Linked DNA regions of Mus musculus: regions 2 and 3 are each linked to region 1. A link is a loop called in an ENCODE intact Hi-C map of the cell type or tissue named here. Cell type or tissue: heart. All regions are shown on one strand. Each heading gives the region's core, and the rest is flanking DNA. Links, peaks and the distances in the headings are about the cores only.

What was found. Peaks named below come from ENCODE experiments on the same cell type or tissue, not always from the same donor. Only the 100,000 strongest peaks of a DNase experiment are listed, where the experiment ranks them.
Region 2: a loop joins it to region 1, with 5 times the contacts of the local background. A loop is called at or near these places in 3 of 42 quality-filtered maps.
Region 3: a loop joins it to region 1, with 2.9 times the contacts of the local background. A loop is called at or near these places in 22 of 42 quality-filtered maps.

The regions. Positions count from the first base shown.
Region 1 is chr8:60,628,909-60,636,863 of GRCm38, forward strand. It overlaps Mfap3l (microfibrillar-associated protein 3-like), which reads left to right and starts at 3,917. Exons shown (of 3, transcript NM_027756.5): 1 at 3,917-4,150. It overlaps Gm34730 (a long non-coding RNA gene), which reads right to left and starts at 2,947. Exons shown (of 3, transcript XR_379010.3): 1 at 2,559-2,947. In heart, for the core only: a CTCF peak has its summit at 3,806; DNase peaks (open chromatin) are centred at 2,693 and 3,843; H3K4me3 peaks cover 2,262 bases; H3K27ac peaks cover 1,224 bases.
Region 2 is chr8:60,887,185-60,895,139 of GRCm38, forward strand. Hpf1 (histone PARylation factor 1) reads left to right here and starts at 3,244. Exons shown (of 8, transcript NM_028299.3): 1 at 3,244-3,352; 2 at 6,517-6,676. The coding sequence starts at 3,305. In heart, for the core only: no CTCF peak of the experiment used is centred there; a DNase peak (open chromatin) is centred at 3,187; H3K4me3 peaks cover 2,098 bases; H3K27ac peaks cover 1,115 bases.
Region 3 is chr8:60,862,074-60,870,028 of GRCm38, forward strand. No RefSeq gene overlaps it. Among named protein-coding and RNA genes, the nearest start is that of Hpf1, 24 kb to the right of the region's middle. In heart, for the core only: a CTCF peak has its summit at 3,649 (motif pointing left); no DNase peak of the experiment used is centred there.

The sequences.
Region 1 (7,955 bases), core at 2,673-5,172:
ATCAGTAGACACTGAAAGTTAAGAGAAGTATTACAATCATATTTGAAGAAGAAGAAGAAGAAGAAGAAGAAGAAGAAGGAGGAGGAGGAGGAGGAGGAGGAGGAGGAGGAGAAGGAGAAGGAGAAGGAGAAGGAGAAGGAGAAGGAGAAGGAGAAGGAGAAGGAGAAGGAGAAGGAGAAGGAGAAGGAGAAGGAGAAGGAGCAGCAGCTCTGTTCTAGGGGGTAGAATAAGGACCTTCAGATAATTAGAGGTTGTAACTACACTGCCAGAAGAAAGCAGAGTAACGAAAAACAATGAAATTTGTGGATTAATTAGTAATGCTGTGCTTATTCGTGCCAGTGAAAGAAGGGCACCAGATGGCTCACTAAGCATTCCAGACTTCTGAAGCTGAAGAAAATCTCTGGGGTATAAGGAAGTCAAACCTGAGATCTCACTTAGGTTCCTCTGGCTGCACTGCGTGTGACTTCGTTCTGACAGCATGTCAATTTATTTGCAATCTGTGTAAACACTTAGAGAAGAATTATTTTTTAAGGAGCAAACTTCCCATATTATAACAATATATACACCTATCATTCATCCATCAGGTAAACCTCTGTTGATATTGGAAACATAGATGGTTGAGATGCAGCCCTGGTTATCAACTTCCCCACAGTGCAGAGAAGACAAAGGAAAGAAAAATCAAGATCAGATGTCAAAATGGGGACAAGAGACAAGGCACAGATGAAATATCCAAGTAGAAATCACTACAGGAAGGCCAGTCTGAACTCACTCTTGAATGCTTAAGATTTTGCCAATGAATTAAGGTGACAGAGAAACAAAAGAAGTGACAAGCATGGGGCGGCTGTCAGTTTGCACAACAGGCTATTTGGATTCGTTAGGGTACTGCATGCTAGGGAATCAGGCTGGAAACTCACCTCAGAGGTGAGGCACACACGTACTGTAATATAATTTGCTTAGAAGGAAAAACCCAAGGAGGCACAGAGGAGGGTGTGTTGAAGAGTACAGACAGGTCTGTGGTTAAAGATGTCTAGTGATGAGGAGGGCTGAAGAGAGCAGAGTAAGTAGGGACACAAAGGACAGGATCTATGAAGACACACCTACAGGCAGGTGGAGGGTGCCTGTGACGAGCAGGATGGCAGAAGAAAGCAAGGTGACTAGACCTAGACATTTCCAGATTTGTGATCTCTGGCTGAGTGGAGGTACCAGGAAGCTCTCTAGAAAACACAGCAAAAGAGCAATCATGGCTTATGAACTCTGCTTAGGACATACTGGATTTGGGTTTCCTGAGGCATTCCACTTGGGCTGTTTTGTTAGCTTACACGTAAAGTCTGAACTTAGGGATATGTAGAGAAAAAAAATGCAGTTCAGGATAAAGGTGAAATAAAATATTGACATATATGGACAAACACTAGATACTGACCAATCAAAACAGACCCATCTGCAAAGATTCTAGCAACTGGGTACAGCCATCTTCAGAAAGATGAGAGATCACAAGGCAGTAGGAGAGAAGAGAGTGGTGAGAGAATAAGAGAGGATAATTGGCTGGGGCAAAGAAGAGAGCATGAAGAAGCAGGATGTGGAGGAAAGGTGACAGGGATTATAAGTGCATGTCACACAGGTAGACTGGGGAGGAGTTAGCTTCAAACATCAGTTCCAAGATAGCTGTTGAAGAGACACCTTGCCCACCCGTTCCCAGGCTTCATTACTTTGATCCTCATGTCTGTGGAGATCCAAGCAAGATCCAGTGCAGTATTCTAGACCTAAGTAATATCAGATCCTAGAAACCCATGGGGTTAATTAAAATGGCCCCAGATTCAAAGGGGAAGCACATAAGCGTATTTTCAAGGAGGCAAAGTTTCACTAGACAGGGTGACCCGAACCACTCTGAAGCTAAACTGGGGCTGACATAAAGAGCCACTCTCATTTGGGCTGTTTCCTAGAATCTCAACGAACCTCACTGGTCATTCTTCTAACCCAGTGAGCCACAGTCTCTCTCTCTCCCTTCACCTCTTCCACCCCTTTCCCTGCTGTCCCTTTATACCCTCTCTCCCTCCTTCTCGCTGAATTTATTCATCTTGATCCTGCACTCTTTTTTTTCTTTTCCTGTAGCCTTTCCCACTCCAGTCTTCCGTCACTGAGGGTTAAACACACAAGCATGCTGCAGCGAGTATTTCTAAGATAGAACGGGAGTATTCTGCAGGTTTGCGACAGGAAAAAATAAAAAGGAGTGGGTAGGAAAAGAAATAGAACCAAAGCGAATACCAAAATACTTTACAAGAATACACATGACTGACTGGAACAAAGGGAGACAGATTCCGTGTGGTTCTCAGCTACAACTGTACAGAATGGTTACTGAAAACTTGAACGGATTAGGTTTTTGAAAGAGGCAGGGAGGTTCGTTGAGCTAAGATGCTATGGAAACTAATGTTCAAGTATGATTTCCATTTCTCAGGCTTTTGGAGAAGGACTAGGTTTTGATATGCTTAGAAACGAGAGCCCGTGCATCCATTGGCACATAAATCCCTCTGCACCAGCGTTCGTCCGTTCGTCCCACGTACCCATGCTATTGCTTGCTGTAAGGGCAGCTCCCTCCTCCTGTCTTCTGAGCTCTGGTGTCTTGATGTTCCTCAACCTTGGGCAGCCAGATGCCAGAGGCAACCACGTGCAGCAGTCTGGCACTGTTCAGAGCATGCTCAGTTGCCTGCAGCCACTTCTGCGGCGGAACTCAGGGCTTGAGGTCACAGACAATACTTTGCCTCTGGGTTTGTCAGTCACAGAGAAGGAGGTCGACTGCTATCCCGTTAACAGCTTCCTGTCATCTTGACAGCTGTTCCTAACTCAGAGTGGAATACGCGGGGTCTGACAGCCTGAGCCACTTTAGTAGCGTTAATTTGCTTAATCCAACTCTCCGTGTTTTTCCAGCAGCCTATGACCAACATAGGTGTGGGGGCGGGGCTACCCTTCTTAAAAAAAAAAAAAAAAAAAACACGGTGTGGGGCGTGGCCGGAGGGGGCCAGGATAGAAGAGCCAGGGAAGAAGAGCTTGGTCACTGTCCCAGAAACTGACAAGATCTCCCTTAAATAGATAGATAGAATGATAGATAGATAGATAGATAGATAGATAGATAGATAGATAGATAGATAGATAGATAGATAGATAGATAGATAGATAGACAGACAGAAAGATAGATGATAGGTACATAATATTTAAATGCGTGTGGGATGGCAGGGGAGAGATCCACTAATATTGCAGGACTGTTCACAGAAAACTTATGTAGGTGGTAAAAATATTTTTAGAATACTTATTTTTTCTCATCAGAACAACTTAACTGCTCTTTAGAGAGAATGTCGAAACTGCAAATAATTTTAAGGGGCAGTTTTATAAATTTTCGCGGAACCACACCACTCAGAATCCACCGCAAACACCCTGCTGTGTCTTGTCGTGCCACTTCGAGGCGTCCACTGTGCTTTTGCTGTGACAGCGCGGCCGGCCGCCTAGGAGGCCCCATATGCTCCTGCTCGCGAGGTGCTGTGACAAGACAGCCTTAGAGACTAGGTTGGTTAATGCGTGGGTAGGCTGGTTGCCCGTGGCATCCAAGATGACATTCGAAGACGCCTTTGCCTGCGTGTCCTTGAACGCCACTGAGACGCGACGCTCCGGAAAGTTGAGGTGACAACGCCGGCAGCGCCCTGCCTCCCCACAATTACCAGTCACGCTGCCCTAGCACCACTGAGTCTGGAGGAAGAGGCAGGGTGGAGCGCGGGAGCACCGCCCAGTGGCCGCCCGGTCCCGCCCAGAGGCCGGGCTCTCTGAGCACGATGCTTCCCTGCAGACTGCAGGGCCAGCCCGGGGTGGGCGGAGCCCACCACCCGCAGCGGCCCGCCCCGGGCCGCGGCTGCGGCGAAAACCCGGTTGTGCAGAGTGCACCGGACCTCGGCGCCGCCGGGAGCCGCACTGGGCATGCTCGGCTCTCGCCGGCTCTGGAGCCCGTAGGTGGGAAGCTCCGGCTCCCGGCGGCGGGGCTCGTAACCCGCATCGAGAAGAGGCGCGGGCGGCGGAGGAGGTTGGTACACGCTCGGTGCTGCAGAGCTCCCCGGGTGGCCATGGCGAGAGGTGCACGGCGACCACCCGAGTGGCGCAGCGGTGTCAGGTCAGTGAGGGCACTGGGCGGGCGAGCCTGGGCGGCGGGCTACAGTAGGAGGGAGCCTCGCACCGGGTTTGTGGTCAGCGGCCGCCCGAGCTGCAGAACTTTCGGACGCCTGGGCTGGCGAGGCTACGCGCCTGGAGGTGCCCTGCTCTCCCAGCTCGTGGCTGGTCGCAGGATGCTGGAAGTACATGCAGGGCGGAGACCGGCGGGTTGGGGACAGTCGCGTCCAAGGCTCGTGCCACAACCTTCTGATGGCCAGGGGCGCGCTGTCCACAGCGCGTTAGCACAGAGCCTTCCCAATCTCCCGGGAGAAGGAGGATGCCACGCAGAGACAGGGCTCTTCGCCCAGCTGTGGATCGTTCTTGTCACGGTGCCTCAGTTTCCCCAGACAGGGAAGGGTGTACTGGCCTTTGCCCGGAAGGCGGCGTGGGGAGCTCCGAAGCGCCGCGTCCTGATGCTGCAGGAGTGTGGGAAGCAGCTGGTGCTAAGAGCTGCTTCCTTGTCTTGAGAGCTCTTGGAGTTTGTCGCATTTCCCACCATAGCAAGTTGACACCAAATTGTCTGGTGGCCTGGAATGGGGGAACGTCCTTCTTTGGCTAAAAAAGTAAATGCCGAGTCAATCCTTTTTAAGCCCGAGAATTGCTTGTCTCCCTCTTTAAATTAGCCTGGGATCGCAAATTCCAAGGTTTATAAAGCAAACTGGAAAAAAGAAAAGAAGATGTTTGCAGGTACATCAGCTGCTCACCCTGTAGAAAATATTATGGCTCCGTCGTCATTGTTTTGAAAGACACTTGTTCAAAGTGTGGTTACTGTAGCAATCTTTATTTGCTCTAGCTTTATATTAGGAACTTGGAATCAGCATTGCAGAAACAGTGGTTTTTGAAGTTTTCTCACTCCCCCCCCCCCAGGCAAAACACTTTTTTTTTAAAGTTGCTACTACACTCAACATAGTAAAATGTTCAGGATTAAATCTGCAAGATGGAAAAAGAATTGTTTTTCAGGAGAGACTAAATTAGAGCAAGGTAGTTTGCAGGCAGTGAGCTAATGCACAAAAATGCAATCTGTACCTTCTAAGGTAATGTTACTGTTTTCCCCTACAGCTACCCATATTCATCTATTAAAATACTTACAAGTTTGAGGAGCCCAGCACATGACTGGTTACATTACCTGGCTCTGTGTGATGCACCACGTTTACAATGTGCCCTGATTGCTCCACCTAGCTATGCCTTGTGCTGTTTAGAAAGAGACAAGTGGGATCTTTCCTTAGCTGTGTCTTTCTGATTGATAGCAGGGGGCTGAGCACCTAGGTCTTACAAGTGTTGCTGGGTTTGTACTTCTGTGCCCCCTGGGTTTGCTAGTGACACTAGATGAACACAACAGACCATTTCTTTTAAAAATAAATCTCCTCACACTCATGTGACCTTATTCAAACCCCACTCCTCACCCTTTTTGGCTAACAATTGAAAAATTTAAGACTATTTAAGTACCACAGCTATTGTTTAATTTGAGCTTTCAATATTTTTCTTCAAGAACTTCCAGACACTTAAATGCCAAGTAGCTACTTGCAGTAACCAAATTGTTCAGTCTCAGCCCAAGTCATATAGCGTCATTAAGCAAGTGTGTTTGTATGAATTCAGGAAATATGTAGATAGTAGTGTTTGCCTAACTTAGAATTCATTCTAGCATTTGGGATACAAGTTGTCTTTTCTAGCAAAACCCAGGGGAACACTTACAATTCTGACAGTTTCCATGGCCAGTCACATATAGTAAAAATCAGCATTAAGGTGCAAATGGTTGGTTTTAAATTTGCCGTGATACCTCTGTGGAATGGGGTTAAAAGAATAGGGGTTGGTTGGTTATGTGATTATAACTAATTAAAGGCAGACAGAGCCATTTAATACTCATGCTCCAAACAGAGGCTCTGTAAATTTATTGGTCTTGCTTCTGCCTCCACCTGAGGCCTCTTCATGCATTAAAATTTCACATTAAATTTTCTTCCCCACAAACTTTTATGGCCAGGCTTCATAAGCTGCAAGGATGAGTAAGACATCATGACTCATACCATCTAGTTGGAGTGATGTGCCCGAAGACAAATCAATTAGAGTAGAAAATAAGCGTTGCAGTCCATGTATGTGTGTGGGCCTGAAAAGAGGCAGAGAAAAATGGCCTCCTTGGGCTTGGAGGAGGAAAGGCCCTTGTGGAAGGGGTGGCTTTGTACTTAATCTCTGGGAATACTGAAAATTGGTTCAGAGTCTTTTAAAGCAGAGAAGTGGGTCCTGTATTCAGAAAGAACTTATTTATGGTAGGCAGAAAAATGTCTCCATGCATGGTCATGACGAGACTTGTGGATGTGCTGAAGAAGAACTTTGAGATAAGAAGATAATTCCGAATCGTCCATGTGTGTCCTGTGTCATCCCAGGGCTCACAGAGGCTAAGGAAGAATTCTATGGTAGTGTCTTGAGGAAGACTCCATGGGCTGCTACCAACTTTGAAGATGAAAAGGTCTCCCAAACCATGGTGGGCAGTTGCAAAGCAAGGATGACGATTCTTCCTCCACCAGTGCCCTAAATTTAGCCCACTAAGATACATGTGTGCATAGATACATTGATTTTTGTTGACAGCTTACATGTCCTAAGAGGGAACGATGATTGAAGAATTGCCCAGACTAGATTAGCCCTGTGGGCAGGTCTGTAAGGCATTGACCTTTAAAAAAAATTATGGATTTTGTTATTAAGAAAACCTTGCAAATAAATAAAAACACCACACACCCTAATTAACCACAAGTACATAAAATATATTTTATTCTCAAAGTGTAAAGTTGAATGGGAACAGCCTTTGTTCTAAATGTCAATTCTAATTGTATAGAAAATACAGACTTCAAGTCTGGTTAATATGGGCAATTTCTTGATTACTAATTGACATAGGAGGGCCAAGTCCACTGTGGGAGGCACTATTCCTCAGCCAAGAGGGCTGAGCTGTATTAAAAGGTAGCTGGGCATGAGTCAGAGAATAAGCCAGCAGGCAAGCAGGCAAGAAGTATGATCCCCCATGGTTCCTGCCCTGTGATGATAGACTGTGCCCTGGGAGTCAAAGCCAAATAAACCCTTTCCTCCCTATGGCATCTGGTCAGAACACTTTACAACTGAAAGAGAACTAGAACATGTGGTGAATTTCCAAACTACAGAACAATAAGATAATGAGGGTTGTATAAAGTCCCTAAAACTGTGGTAATCTCTTATGGACGCCATAGAAGGCTTATGCAGCCTTATTCAACGGGAGAGTTGGTGTAATGAGATAGCAGACAGAGGCAGCATAAGGGACACGAAGTATTCCCTTCGCAGTGATGAATTAAACTACACACAAAGGAGGGTGGATTCTATCCCATTATAGGTAAACAATGGGAAATAAGCTTAGGGTTTTAGACAGCAATATGAAACAAACAGTTCATTGGCTGGTTTTATCTTCCAGCTTGACACAACCCGGAGTAACCTGGGAAGAGAGTCCTAGTGAGGAATATCTAGATCATGTTGGTCTCTGGGCATGTTTGTGGGGAATTGTCTAATTTGTTAATTGATGTAGGAAGACATGGCCCTCTGTGGGTGGCACCACTCCCTAGGTACTGAACAGTAAAAAGAGGAGGAAGCTTGCTGACTGTGAGATTGTAAGCGAAATAAGCCCTCTCCTCCTCTATTCTCCTTTTTGTCTGGGTATCTGTCACGGCAACAGAAATGGAACTAAAGCAGAAATATTTCTACTAGGTTTTTTTTTTTAATTTTATTTACCATGACCAATCATGACTTATGGAGGA
Region 2 (7,955 bases), core at 2,170-4,669, 260 kb after region 1:
CTGCCATGAGGCAAGAAACGTTCTCCTACTGCCATTTTCCACCATGATAGACTGCTTTACTACAGACCCAGAAACACAGAGCTGAGCTAAGTGAACATGTGACCACAGGCTTTCCCACCCACACTCAAGTTCCCCAAATAACAACTCTGAGACTGAATTGTATCTTAATAAATGCCTAGGCTATACATGAGGGCCTGTTCCTAATTAGCTTATAACTTAACTTGTTTATTCTGTTCTATGAATGCCACAGGGCTGGTTACCTCTTCTCAGTTTCGTGCTTCTGTCTCCATTAACATTTGGGGCAAATCTCTCCCCTCATCTGACTCTCATCCCAGAATCCTCTCTCCCTGCTGGAATGCCTTCTTCCTATTTCTTGCCGAAGCTGAATAGGCTAACAGCTTTTTATTGACAGCCGCTGCTTCCACACAGTGCACAAGAGATTCTCTCTACATGAATGGAAAACCTGAGCCAAAAGAAATCCCCTTCCCTCTCTCTAAGTTGTTTATCTTGGGTACTGATGTCATCATAGAAATTTCATGTAATATAAAGTTCATTAGCATCACTCCAGATGACAATGCATAAAAAGTATGTAAAATACAGAATAAAACAGACTATCCTCATATGTGTTAATGAGCACCATTAGGTCCACTCAGGGTCTGGATAAAACGAAAGTCTCTTTTTTCTCCTCCTCCTCTTCCTCTTCCTCCTCCTTTTCTCCTCTTGTTCTTTTTCCCTTGCTCTATTCCCTTTCCCCAGCTAGAACTCTCGAGCTTTGTCATCCTTCTATTCCTGTGTTCAGTGATTATAGTTTTCATTTCTAAGGCCCAAAACTCCACTCTAAGCACCAGCATCCTGGATTCCAGAGCTTCAAACTACAGAAGTAGCTTTCTTGAGTTCCCAAGTTGGAGAAAACTGTGGAACTTCTCGACCATCATGTGAACTGAATAGGTGAATAGACAGACAAAATGGACAGACAAAGAATGAATGTCTATGGGCTATTTCCCTGGAGAACCTGTTTACATGGAGGACACACTCTGAGATTATTCAGATTTCCAGCCTTTCTTCTATTGGGCTCCAAGGGGTACACTCAATACCAATACAAAACAAGTAATTAAAAAGATATTACATTTGCATTATAAGAAGAAATAAGCCCTTTCCTCTCCACCATGAAGGGAAGTCAGGGCAGGAACTCAGGAACTCACACTGAAACCTGGAGGCAATAGTTGAAGCAGAGACCACGGTGGAGCACGGGGCTTGCTTTCATGCCTGGTCCAGTCTGCTTTCTGATAGGACCTAGGACCACCTGCCCAGGGGTACCAAAGCCCTCGGGGTGCTGGGTCCTCCCACATCAATCATTAATCAAGAAAATGCCTCACAGACTTGCCTACAGGCAATGTGATAAAGGCATTTTCCCAATTGAGGTTCTTCCCAGGTGACCCTAGGTCAACTTGACCAAAACAAACAAACAAACCAAACCAACAAACAAAAAAAAAAGATAAAACAAAAATAAATGAAACAAATAAATAAAAACAAAAACAAAACAGGATAAGAAAGAGATGTGCTTTAATGTCTTTTTGTAAAAAAAATCTATATTTGATAGAGATTTTGAAATTACATTGTTCAAATAATGTAATTTATAACCAGCCTCAAAGATTAAAGTTTTAAAATTAAATGTAAAAAGAATGGATTCGCTTATTTTAAAGAATCTCGTTTTGTAAATGAGATTATAAAGTAGTTTAAGAGGTGCACTGGTTAGGATTGTGAATGAGATAAAGGTTAGTATGAAAGGTCATATGGAAACAAACATTCTAATCCCAAGTATGGGTTATTGGCTGTTTTCCACACTCTTGTTTCAAACAGCTCTCTAAAGACTTTAGCCTATATTATCACAGTCTTTTCAAGTATTGTTAGGTGTGCTGAAATTCTTTCAGCTGGTGTGAAACATGTACCAGATGAGTACATGAGTGGGGTAGGAGGAGGATGGAGGGAGTGCGACCTTTAGGTCTTTTATTTTCTCTTTCACTCCCGCCCCAGTTACAGCAAGGGAGCAGCTGTGCCCCTGGTTTGAAGTGCTCCTCAAAACCGGAGGAGAAGGCTCAGTGGTGAAGAGTAATACACTGCCCTTGCAGGACACCCACGTCGAGTGGCTCACTGCCACTTATAACTCTATCTCCAGAGAATCCGATGCCTTTTTTTTGCCATCTGTGGGACACGCGCTCACACACACACACACACACACACACACACACACACACACACAAATCTACAAATCTACACTCATATAACTAAAAATAAAATAAGTTTAAAACCAAGGATATGTTCCACAAAATGAGAGTATACAAATTGTGAATAAGGAAGAGAAGGGGAAGGTGGTGGAGGAGTGTGTCTTCCAAACTGTGTTCTTCCTGAGAGTCAGATTCTGATTTTTAAGCTCTGGGTAGAGCCTGACAGTGTGCCTTTTTAAACTGGCTCGGGGTGCTGCAGCTGCTCGTGGTACAGGGCTTACACTAAGCATAGCCAAGATTTGTAAAAACAAAAACAAAAAACGAATTGTATTAGGAATGAAGAACAGAGAAATGAGAAGAGAGAGAGAGAGAGAGAGAGAGAGAGAGAGAGAGAGAGAAAGAGAGAGAGAGAGGATGTGAAGATAAAGGGAAGGAAATGGAGGGAGGTAAAGAAAAGAGAAAAGATAGGTTTACTTAGTGTTAGACAATAGTGCAATAGGAAGGGAAAGGGAAGCCGGGCGGTGGTGGTGCACGCCTTTAATCCCAGCACTCGGGAGGCAGAGGCAGGCGGATTTCTGAGTCAGGACAGCCAGGACTACACAGAGAAACCCTGTCTCGGAAAAAAAAAAAAAAAAAAAAAAAAAAGAGAGAAAGGGATGGAGTGCAAAAAATTAATTCTTTAAATGAGTAGAAACAAAGAAAACGAAAAGGCTGAAGTGAGGCAGCATCTTAAAGCTATCTCTCTTGAGCATATGAGGACGAAGTTTATCGCTCCTTAAGAACCCAAATTCAATAGTCATATAGTCTAGGTTCTAGCGCACGCTGGCGCTAGGCAATGGGCGGGGCCCCGGATGTAGCTCAGGGGGCGGTGCTTGCGTTCGGGGGGGCGGGGCCACCCCAGGTCTGCGGACCGGGCCTTGCGTCCTCCTCCGTCTCAGGGGGCGGAGCCTGGTCTCTAAATTGGCGCCTCTGAGTGGCTAAGCGGCAGCTCGGATTGGCGGCTTTTGAACCCGGAAGCACTAGCGGGCGCTCGGAAGCGGCAGGAGCGCGGGCCTTGGCTCGCTCGCTGCGGCTGCGGGATGGTTGGCGGTGGCGGGAAGCGCCGGACGGCCGGGGCGGGACCGCAGGTAGGCGAGGCGGGATGCGCTGGGTATGGGGACGCTATGGGCCGTGGAGGAGCCGAGGGCCGCCCTGCGGGGCAATGGCCCGGGGAAGTCGTTCCTTTCCAGCGCCAGCCCAGTTCCCACGAAGCTCTGCAGCCAGCGGACGGACCATTCATTCATTCATTCATTCACTCACTCACTCACTCACTCACTCACTCACTCACTCATTCACTTACTAACCAGCTGATGGAAACTGGAGGAGCTGCCAGGGCGGCGAGGCACACGCGAACAAACATTTCACCTTTCGTTTTTTTTTTTGCTTGGGGTTAACGCAGGTGTGTAAAAGAAAATGCTGGAATTAACAAGCCCTGGAGTTATTAAAGACTTTTGTTTAAGACAGTCTCTATGTTGTAGCCCCGGCTGTCCTGGAACTTGATATGTAGATCAGAACTCAATATGTAGCCTCCAAATCACAGAGACCCTCTTGCCTCTGCCTCCAGGACACGAACCACCACTGCCCGGCTACTTTGGTAGCCTGACCTGGAAGTGTAAGGGATACGGGTTCTCAGATGAGTGATAGATTGGCCAGTCTGGACTCTTACATGATTTCATGGGTTCCTTAAGCATACAGTAGCTAATGGGAGAAGTTAAGCAGGGAAACGAACGTTTAACAAAAGTGACACCAGCTATGTTTTAAACTGGGTAGGGTGAGGCGATTGCTAAGGCTTAACGGCCAGTGGATGGCGAACATAGGTATTATTCTCGTTGTGTTGTGTTTTCTCACAACACCAAGTTAAAAATGTGGTTTAAAGAGAACAGCCTTGTCAGGCAGAAGCAATAAGACCAAAAGTTCAGTGTCCTCCTCAGTTACATTACAAGTTCAAGACCAGCCTGGGTTACAATAGACCTGTCTTAAACAAAGTCCAGCTTGATGACGTAGAGAGTAATAGTACTGATGACTTGAATTCAGTCCCTGAAGTCATGTGGAGTTAGGGAAGGGGACAATGTGACCAAATACGTTGTATGTAAAACCACTCCCACAGTTCTGCATCTACCCATTTGGGTGCCTTTTCCTTTTTGCCTAAGCATTTCCTGCCGCTTCTAGTCACTGTGGCTATCACCCTGAAGTTGGAGTTACCCTTGCCTTCTTGTAGAGTTTGTTGTTTCCTTAAAAAGCTTTTATGGTACATCTTGTCTTAGTCAGTATTCTACTGCTGTGAAGAGACACCATGACCATTAAAAAAAAAAAAAAGTGCCTAGCTGGGGCTTGATTACAGTTTTAGAGGTTCGGTCCACTATCACCACGGCTGGAAGCGTGGTAGCAGGCAGGCAGGTATGCTGCAGGAGAAGCAGAGAGTTCTACATCTAGACTGGAAGGCAGCAGGAAGGGAGAGACTCTGGGCGTGGAATGGGCTTTTTGAAACCTCAAAGTCTTATCTATCCCCTAGTGACACACTTCCTCCACCAAGGCCACAGTTCCTAGTCCTTCCCAGTACTGCCATTCCTTGGTGTACTCAAATTTATAAGTGCTATTCTGTTTAAAACCACCACACATCTATCTAATCTTGGGGGGTTTTCTTAATTGAACATCATACAAAGATTGAGCCATGTTGTCTAACTGTACTTCTCTTTCTTTCATTTAGTTACTGTTCCCCAGTGTTTGAAAGCCCTGTAACTATCTATTTTCCTGTTGGCTGGCATTTCAACCTCCTAAGGACAGTGCTGTCAAAAACAATTCTTACCCGATGCCTGACTTGTACATACAGTGTGTAGGCTTGGAATGACAGTTACCAATACATATGGTTGGACCCCTGAGAACATGTAGTTATCAACACCTGGGTGAGAAATGCCGACTCTAGCGGCACTGGCTTGCTGAGGGCAGCTCTCCCGCGCACTGGGCGGCGTTGAGCTGTATCCCTTAGCCTCTGCAGCACTAGGTGCCGCTGGTCCTGCTGCGGGTAGAATGTGCCGAGTTTCGCCTGGATTCAGAACCACAAGGATCTAAGTTCCCAGAAAGAAAGAGATTGTACTTAGAAAACAAGACAGATACGCAAAGTAAGCAAGTTGCCTTGGTAGCACTGAGCCAGTTTCCAATAGCATCCTTTAACCTTTAATTTGCATGGGTGCTAGAGATGCAAATCTTAGCATTACAAAGCCTTTTCCGAAAGACATGGTTTTTAGCTCAGAGGATATTCCCATATTGATCCTTAACTATACCATACCTCTCCTCTCTTTTTGTTTGGAATGTCAAAAGGAAGTTATCTGGTTTTAAGTGGAAGGGTAGTAATGATTGTGGTAAGTAGTGCAGACCTAACTATGGTTGGAGTTCCTGAAAAAACAGCTTTTTTCCCCCATTATTTATGTTTTAGGTTAGAATACAAAGAAATTGGTCTCATCCTGGCTTACTCATGCATATGTGCCATTGTACATTCGTTTTGTTTGTTCTTAAAGATGTATCCGACGATGGCTTTGCTCAGGCAGTCCTCTTAAGTGCTATGGTTGCTGGGTAATAACATGACAGGTGTGTGCCCTTGTACTTAACAGAAACAGCTTTTATCTGATAAGTCCTTTGTATCCAGTTACTTGTGATCGTTTGCTTCTGGTGTGCGTGATGAGTCTGTTTAAGTGAAAGGCCTGATGATGTGATGGCATCTTGGTACCAAAATAGAGCTGAAACTTTTATGCCTTTATGACAGCTTTACATTTTCCCTTTGTTTCTTCTTGGTTTGTTTGTCTCTGCTATGGAGAAGCACATTTAGAGACATGCTTTGGGTGGTATTTTTTGACCACCGTGTAAACTGTGTTCTTTGCACAAAAGAATCTCTTGGAGTTTACTTAAGTATCACGAGCTCATGCTTTTGTTATTGCTTTTGTTTGTTTGTTTGTTTGTTTGTTTGAACATGTTAAAATGGAGGTAGAAAGATGGCTCAGCAGCTAAGAGCATGCACTGGGCTTGCAGAGGACCCAGGACAGTGTCCACTCTGTTGGGCAACTCCCAGCTCCAGCTCCAGGGATCAGTGCTCTCCTCTAGCCTCAACAGCAGCCACTCACACACACACACTTCACAATCATAAGGTATTTAGGAAAATGTGTATGGTGCCCATAAACTGGCCAGTAAGCAATATTGGTGTGCAAGGGTGGTTGTTGAAGTTCGTTGGGAGGACTTAAGTTTCATATGCCAATTTCAGTGTGAAAAGACAGTTGAGGTGAAGAAGAGTAAGTTTTCTGAGGCTGATGTCTCCAGTGACCTTCGAAAAGAAGTGGAAAATCTTTATAAGCTTTCACTGCCTGAAGATTTCTATCATTTCTGGAAGTTCTGTGAAGAGCTTGATCCTGAAAAGCCAGCTGGTGAGTCTGTCTAGTCTCTCTCTGCTCCTGTGACTGCAAGAGATGACAGGAAACTGGAGGAAGGACAGAAACAGCTCATAGAGAAAGTGGTTTTAGCCACACATGGTGACATGCCTATTATAGTCTCAGCAATTAAGATACTGGTTTGAGAGTAAGTTTCAGGCTAGCCTAGGATACACAGTGAGACCATCTTAATAAAGAGAAGACAAAAGAACATTCCCACAGTTCTTTCTAGTGAGTGAGGTATGTAGTCAGAGAACAAGTTAATATTTCTGTCGGTCAACTTCATTGCTGGGATGTGAAAAGACAGCCGAGCAGGAGGACAGCGTCCGTTACATCATGGTTTTACCCAGCAGGAGGACAGGGACAGGTCAGAAGTTTCTGACTATGGTTAGTTTGCTCTATTGTTTTGGGGTCAGTGATACCTTATGTCATGAGGATGTGTCAGAAAGTGCCTACCTCATGTCAGACAGGAAGCAAAGAGCATTAGGGAGCAAGAGTCCTGGGATAAGATGAACCCTTCAAGGTCATGTAACCATTAGTCACACTCATGTCATTAGCTGGGGACTGTGCTTTCCATACATGAGCTGCTTTGGTTTAAGGTCATATACAAACCATAATGCTAAATATGCTACTGTCACCTATTGGCCAAGGCAAGCAGTTTCAGGACACTCCTTCATTTAAGGAATACAGAATTAAGGAAAGTGAGCGGGTGCATATATTGTCATTTTACGTCTATAAACGTGTCTTAATGGACTAGGTAAACTAAGAATTTGCATCAAGGCTATTTACTGGAGAGAGAGACAGGGAGAGGGAAATGGCTTCAGTGTTTGTAACCCTCCTAGGAAAGCTGCAGACACTCTGAAGTTGGAAGTCTAAAGACCTGGAGTGACAGCTCATGAGAAGGAAAGGGAATGGTTTGGTTTGGTTTTGTTTTCTATCCTTAATCTATGTTGTCTCCTTAACCTGTATGTTTGTAGCTATAGCAGATAGTGGTGAGGTAAGGTAAGTGCATGGCTTTTAGGCCTGGAAGGGTGCACAGCAGCTTGGCTGGGGCCAAGGAAAGGCAGAAATGCTCTAAGCGTAAGCTAATGCAGTAGTAAGTTTAAGGGGGAAAGCATAAATTCAGTGCTACATTTCTGTTCAACTGATGTCCTTTCCATTGAGTAAAAACATTTTTACAGACTTTAAAGTGTTCTTTAAAACAACTGCTTAAGAATAATTTAGAACTGGTAGGCAGAGACAGGTGGATTTCTGAGTTTGAAGCCAGTCAGATCTA
Region 3 (7,955 bases), core at 2,170-4,669, 230 kb after region 1:
TGCCACCCATGGGTGCCAGACCCTCGACAACCAAATGAGCAGGTGCCACATTCCAGAACTGAAAAATAAATAAATAAATAAATTTGTGTTGTTTATAAATCATCGTAGTCTGGGTAAATTGTTGTAGGGCCTGAGTTGTCTAAGACATTCTCTTAGAACTTGGGTGCATTCATTCATGTACTATAATTCTGTCAATGGGCTTAAGATATGGGTGGATCCCATGCTGAGAAACTGAGAAACTAAACCCAGAGAAGCATGCAGGGCTTCCCAGTGATTTGGTTCTTAATTGCTGAGTTCCAGGTGATGGTTGATAAGGAAACGGGGATGGAGGGTGGTCACATTTAGCAAACACAAGTCCAGCTCACCCTGTTCTACTTGAATACCAGATCCGAAATGAGTACTGCTTAATACAATATTGCCACGAGATAGTGGGAACACACTTAAACTGAAAAAGCACGCGTATTGTTCACCTGAAATTTAAACATAGCTAAATTCCCTGTATTCAAACTGGCTCCAGCTTGGAGACAAGCCCTATGAGGGATAGCCATTGGGAGCAGAGTTGAAAAAATACCACAGAAAAACAAAAACCAGAAAATGCAACTGAGGTTCAAAAAGCTCATTAGACGGCATACCTCCAACTGACATAGCACATAAAGGTCCAGGACAGTAGGATGGCAAGACCTGAACTTTCAACCTTTCGACGGGACATAAACCTTACTCAAGCCACAGCCAGTAGGACAAACACAGGGATCTTAGGGCACTACGCTTCCCAACCATTCTTTTTTAAATGTTTTCTTTTCTGAGCCCACTCATTAGGAAACCTTAACTGGAAGGCCTGAGGAGACAAAAGAAAGGATGAGACTGAAAGATCCTGGCAGAATGTAAAAGGACACAGAAGCCCTGAAATTGGCAAGATAGATGTCAGTGTTAGCAGAACTAGCTTCACTGATTTAGAAAAATAGAGGTGCACAATGCTCTGGCCACTCCTTGAACCTGTGTGTCTGCCAATGTTCTGGCCAGGTGTGTGCCCATTGCTGCACCTTCATTAGACTCTTTCCTTGTACCCCTCCCATACCCATTTCTTGAGAATAGACATTGTTTAGATCTGGAAATCCCCTAATCTCCCCCTTCTCCTTTCCCCCCTGAGGGCCTATAAAAACTGGGAACTCTTTCCCCTCGAGGTCGACTCCTCTACCCCTGCATGGGATATGAGTCGTCCCCAGAGCTCTGGCTTTCCCGAATAAAGCCTCATGTGGTTTGCAACAAGCTCGGTCTGTCGTGAGTTCTTGGGTGTCCGCTATTGTCCTGAGGCCTGAGCGAGGGGCTCCTCTCGGAGTCTTTCAAGACCTGAGTCTTTGATTTTTATGTTTAGAATTGACTTTAAAAAACAACAACAACCAAATCCTCCAATAAGAAATATCAATGTTTCCTAAGGCTAGGAGGAGGGCTGAGGGGAGGGGGATGGAGAAGATACAGGAGAGAGGGAGGGAGAAAATACAGGAGAGCTCCAGCAATCACCTAAATGGCTGTGGAGCCTCTGATTCCCTTATAACCTTCAGCCCCAGCCAGGAAAACAATATTTAACATTCTCTCATAAAACATATTTGAACACTTGTTTAAAACACACTCAGGTTCCAGGACTATTTAATTAAATTATTTTGGAAGTAATCTCTTAGGACATTTTGGTGGTTTCTCTTTATAACATTAGATATTGTCTGAGGGTTTTTTGTTTTTGTTTTTTGGTTTTTTGGTTGGTTTTTTTTTTTTTTTTTGTCTTATTTTTATGATTCAGATATAAGTCTGTCTGTATTCCTATAAAGCTTGACATCACACAAGTGAGTCAGCAGAAACCGTCCTCTTTCCCACACCTCCTATTTACCGACAGTCACCCTAAACACGGGCACCCATTCCATGAAGCACTTTATGAGACAGAGAGAATTTTTTTTTCCAAAATAGTATTTTTATTGATTCTCTGGGAACTTCACCTCCTAGTCCCCGCTTACACTCGCTTCCCAGTCCTTCATGTCCATCAGCCCCTTTGCCCTTGCGACTTCCTCCCACCAAGGTGGCAATAACAAGAAAAGAAACAAGTCCAATTTGGTTTGTCCACATACCTACTAGAGCGTGGTTCAGCTCCCAGTCGCCTGCCGCTAGAGAAAACTGAGTGCTCTCCACCTGCACCCTGGGTCTGAGGCCATCATCTGTGGAGAGGCGCACTTCAGCATCCTTATCACCGGCTGTAAGAGTTCTCTTTGATGGCTTCCATTTCTGGCTATTTGTGTGTTGGGAGCCGGGTTGGGGGTGTCAGGGCTCTCACAGAAGCCCGAAGCCTTCCATGTCCCTGCCTGTCTCTCATTTGTGTATCTGCAGTCGTCCTCCTTGACAGCACTACCCCAATAGTGTCTGGAGCTCCAGATCACGGGCCTGAGAGGAAGGGAACCTTTTTTTTTTTTTTTTTTTTCTTATTTTTCCTAAAGACTTATTTATTTATTTTATGTATATGAGTACACTGTACCTGTCTTCAGACACACCAGAAGAAGGCATCAGATCCCATCCACCATGTGGTTGCTGGGAATTGAACTCGGGACCTCTGGACGAGCAGTCAGTACTCTTAACCACTGAGCCATCTCTCCAGCCCGAGGCAGAGAATCTTATCTTAGCCAAATCCTGATGTTCAAAATAAGGATAGCTGTACAGATTTGGCACCTTACCGGACGAGAAGGATTCTATCCCTGTCGCTGGATAATTTGATTCAGCCGGATCTGCCAACTGAGAATTCTGTCTAAGCGCCTCAGAGGAGAGATGTTCAAATCCTGGCCCCGTCTCTTAATAGCTTTTAATCTTGTACAAGTCACTTAACCTTTCCGCTTGCTCATCTTTGAAATGAAAACAGTACCATCTGTCTCCCAACATTGTGAGGAATTAATGACTTCGTCCACGTAAAGTGCTTTAAGCACAGGGTCTAGCCTACATAAACAGCTATTACTCTAGTGGCTACTGCTGCTCACTGAATCTACAGTGTGTTCTCTCTGTAGCCCTTACGTAGAAAAACATATTTCTAGCCTTGAGTCACATCCCTTCAGACAATTTAACTACATCTTACGTACCAGGAAGGCTGGCAGATACAGCCACTGTACAGTTGACTCATGGTATATAAATTTGTATATAATTACATCTTGATGTTCTTAAAAAAACAGTCCTCTAGCCATAATTAATAAATCTCTTTTTTAAATCTAAAAATTGCATATATTTAAATATTTAAAATCACATAACTGCTAGAAGTATTTTTAAGCTATTTCTTCATGAGTCTGTATAATTAGAAAATAAGTAAATAGAAATAGGTTAATTTTGGAAGAATTATCATCTATTTTTCACCTATATGAATTGCTTATATTTTTTTCCACACAAAACTAGACTTAAAATTAGATTTTAAGACAAAAAACAATTCTCTACTTTTAATAGTGCCATTTAAAATGCAAATTTTGTTGCAGATGAGAAAAAATGAAATTTTCACAGCATAAAAATAAATGGAATTCCAGAGTCACTATCATATAAATAGGTGTCCATCTGGCCAACCCTAAGATTGCCAATTTTCTTCCTTCAATTGTTCCCCCAAGTTGAACAAGAGTTTAAACAGCGCCCTCTTGTGGTCGACAAGGTCACTGGCAACCTGGAGTCTAGTCAAGTTCATCTGTCATTTTGTAATTGACTACATGTTCAGTTTTTGCATTATATATTTTATATTTGCTGGCATAATGGGGAAGGAAGACCAGAGGGCACTTAAGTGGATGCTGTTCCTTGAGTGTACAGATGTATCCAGCTTTGAGGTTTCACAGGATCACTCTGTCCCAGAAGGCTGTGCTGCTTCTACTTTGGGGACCATGTTTGTCTACAAGGCCAGAAGGAGCCTTGCTCAGAGCAACTTATTGAGTGAATGGTCACCTACATTTCATTACTTCAACTCCATTATGAGAAATCTCCACATCCAATCTACCTATCTTCAGCTGAAAAGCTTCAGATCCAAAAAAATACAGAACGGGGCCAGGTGAGGTGCTGCACACCTTCGATCCCAGCACAAAGGAGGAAGAGGCTGACAGATCTCTGTGGGTTCGAGGCCAGCCTGGTCTACAGTGCAAGTTCCAGGACATCCCAGGGATGTACAGAGAGAGCCTATGTAAAAGGAAAAAAAAAAAAAAACCTAAGAAAGCAACCTGAATGAAAATCCTCTTTCGTCTAGATTTAACCCACATTTCCTGGTAAATTGTACCACACTCCTTGAAACTCTGCTTTTTTTACTTGGTTCCAGAAATATCTTTGGAGCAGTGATCAGGTGCCAGACCCTGAGCCGGACACAGAGCATACACCAGCAATAAGAACAGCTACTTCTCTGTGAAATCAACGATAGGAAAACCATCCTGAGCTGAATGCTGAACAGTCAGTCATGATGGCACTGGCTGTGGTGGTCACGGTAAATGAACAGGACAGGCAGATTTTGTGTAGAGGGCTACATTATGGACGGGACCTGAGAAAGAATTTACCAGATTAAGGCAGGGTGGGGAAATACTTCAAGTAAGAAAAACAAAATATACAAGAGTTGGGACTCTGTGCAGTAGGAAGGGTGGCAGACTGCAGATGTAAGCCAGGTCAGCATGGGCCAGGGGACACAGGGGGCAAAAGTACTGTGAAACAAGCTGAGCTTTATGGTAGAACCCAAGGTCCATGGATAGAGAGAACCAACGTGGGTCACATGAGTGCCTATACACATACACACAGAGAGAAGGAGAGAGAGAGAAAGAGAGAGACAGAGAGACTGAGAGAGACAGAGAGAGGAGACAGAGAAAGACAGAGTGAGACAGAGAGACAGAGAAGCCAAGTCATGCTGATCTCTGAGGAGCACAGGTGGGCTTTGAGTGTTGTCTTAAAGGCAGTGGGAACTCATGAAATGAATGCTAACATGATAGAGTATTCTTTTGTTTATATATAAAAAAATTCACATTGCATGTGAAGAGAGGACTGAACGGAAGCAGGCACAGCAGTGTGGATACACATCAAAAGGCTACAGTCGTATTCTAGCAAGAACCACTGTTGGCTAGAACCTGGGTGGGTGGGGAGTGAATAAGGAGATGGCCAGAGGTAGCAGAACTCTAGATCTATTTGAAGATGATGCTGGTGAGATTTGATGGTGACATTTTTTAAAGTGGTGAAGGAAAGGAGGTTGTAAAATGCCTGAACAAAACACAGGAGCACTCTCCAATTACATGCATCTCACAGATGATGCTGGATTTGTAGAAACCAGAAAAAGAAAAAAAAAAAAAGCCAACTCCAAAAGTATGCATCCCTGTCACTTCCTTTATGCTGACCTCCCTTCTCTGTAGCTCCTGGGACCCGGTAAGGGGGCTTATTTTATAGCAGTAGCTTTCCAAAGTTAGGCCAAGAAGAATCTTCTGGAAAAACTGAAAGCCCATTATTGGAGGAGCAAAAGGCAGATATCCAGTGCAGAATTCTATCCTCAGCATTGTGTCTATTCCAGGCTCTGAGCTGAACATAAATAGAGCACACATTTCCAACAATATATTCAACAGATTAAGGGAAGTAAAAAACAGAAGTCACACATTTTTAGGTAAAAAGGAAGGAGTGTGAATATACATTGGGATATCTTAGGAGCTACACAAACCATGAGAAATGTTACTTTGAATGCCCTGCTTGTTTCATGCCCATATCTCAATCACTAGCATGAAATAAAAATAGATGTTTTTTTTCTGGCCTCAAAGCAGAAAGAATCATCAAGCCTGTAGAACAAATGCCAGCCTTTTGAATTGTCTGAGAGCTAAAATTAGTCTGAATGAGGAACCTCACTCTGTCAGCTGAGGGAGACAACCGAATGTGGGAGGCCAGCTGAGGACACGGCTGGAGAGTTTTGCATAGACGCGTCTGAGAGATGGAAAAAAACCTAATTTCCATTTACAGGAGAAACAAATATGAGGAGGAGAAGGAGTGAAGTGTCCTTTGGTGGCTCAGTAGTTCATTCCAGAGCAGATGACAGGACAGTGTTTCACAAAACCATTTCATCTCTTTGGAGACATCCACAGGTCTTTACCACCTCAAGGTCACAAGGAGGAAAAAAAAATCCCTTTTATTTGGGAAAAGAAATAAATGTTCTTCTATCTGCTTCAGAGGTGGTAGGGAGTTTACTGTGTTCAGCTTTAGTCCATTTGTCTCTCTCTTTTTCCTTTTGGTTTCTAGGGAGGAAACAGATGCAAGAATGCAAATCCAGGGCTGGGGAGATAGTTCAGTGGGTGACAAGAGGCCCTACCATCTCAGCAATGGGAGGTAGAAACAAGCAGAGCCCTCAAGCTCACTGGGAAACCAGTCTATCTGAGTCAGTGAGTTCCCGGGTCAACAAGAGACCCTGATTCAAAATAAGATCAAGAGAGATTTAGGAAGGCACCCTCCCTAGGGTTTCCATTGCCGTGAAGAGACACCATGACCAGGGTGACTCTTATAAAGAAAAACATTTCATTTGGGGCTGGCTTACAGTTTCATAGGTTTAGTCCATTCTCATCATTGGTAGGAAGCACGGCAGCATGCGGGCAATGTGGTGCTAGAAAAGGAGCTGAGAGCTCTACATCTTGATCCACAGGTAGCAGGGGAAACACTATGTACCACTGAGCTTAAACATCTGAGATCTCAGAGCCTGTCTCCACAGTGACATGCTTCCTCTAAGGAGGCCACACCTACTCCAAGAAGACCACACCTCCTAATAGTGCCACCCACTATAGGCCAAGCATTCACAAACATGAATCTATGGGGGCCATACCTATTCTAACTGCTACAGCAGCAGTGGACCTGGACCTCCATATAAACATGCACAATGTAAATGCAAGCACAAGCATACAGTTTTAAATGTAAAGACTTCATTAGAGCCCCACCTTTTCCTTTGCACTGTTCCTCCTCTGAGTGTGACTGCTGAGTATGCACCAATGACTTTCCTGCCTGCTGACAGCCATTTCAGAGCCTACTTCCCAGGGAACACATTGGGATCGTGTCTATTTTCCAAGAGAGAGGAAGGAAGATTCTTAGCTTAGATGCCCAGTTATCTTTGGGTCTTTCTTTTCCATGAGTACGTGAAAGGGTAGAAACAAGAGGATCCACTTACAAAACATTCAAAACCAACCTTGTATGGCTATAAACCATTGGCAACTTTCAGCCTGTACATTAATCTCTGTAAAAATAAGGACTCGTGACTGCTGTGATCTTGTGTAGGCCTTCCATTCCTTGCATGGAGTTGGGAGAGGCTCATGAGGCCCCACCCCTCCCTAAGGATCTAGAGATAGTTCATGTTTGCTAGGTAGGCAGGGATGCAGAGGCATAAGCACTGGTAGGTGGCGCATACCTTTGTAAGTAACTCTAATAAAATTCATGGGGTCAAAATGGAGAAGGGAGGGGACTGGGAATGACCGTTGGGTGGGAGGACCTGGGAGGAAGAGCTTTTGTGTTTAAGGGATGGCTTTACCTACTGGTGGTGTACATCTAGAAGAAAGTCACAAGCCTCACAGAGTTACTGTCGTTTCTGTGTAGAGGCCATATGAAGAGACAGTTGGGGGGCGGGGGAGGGGGGAATCTGATTCTTGATTCCAGTCTTGAAAGGTACACAAATATGGAACAGGAATTATACAAGTATGTGTCTGGCATTTGCTTGATTAGCAAAAGTTTGTTCTAGATAAAAAGGGGTTAAATGAGGTGAGTGCACTGTGGGCATTATTAAGAATCTATAAGGCTGTGCTCCAATGCATTCTCTTTGGCCATGTGTCTATTTTAATGCACTAGCCTGGTTTCACCTTGACCCGCCAGGTCAATCACTGCAGTCTGCATATTTTTGCCATCACTGCTCATGCGTGCACAGGAAGATCTGAGTTTAAAGGCAAATCCTTGCTTTCTTGCAGTTACCTTTCCTA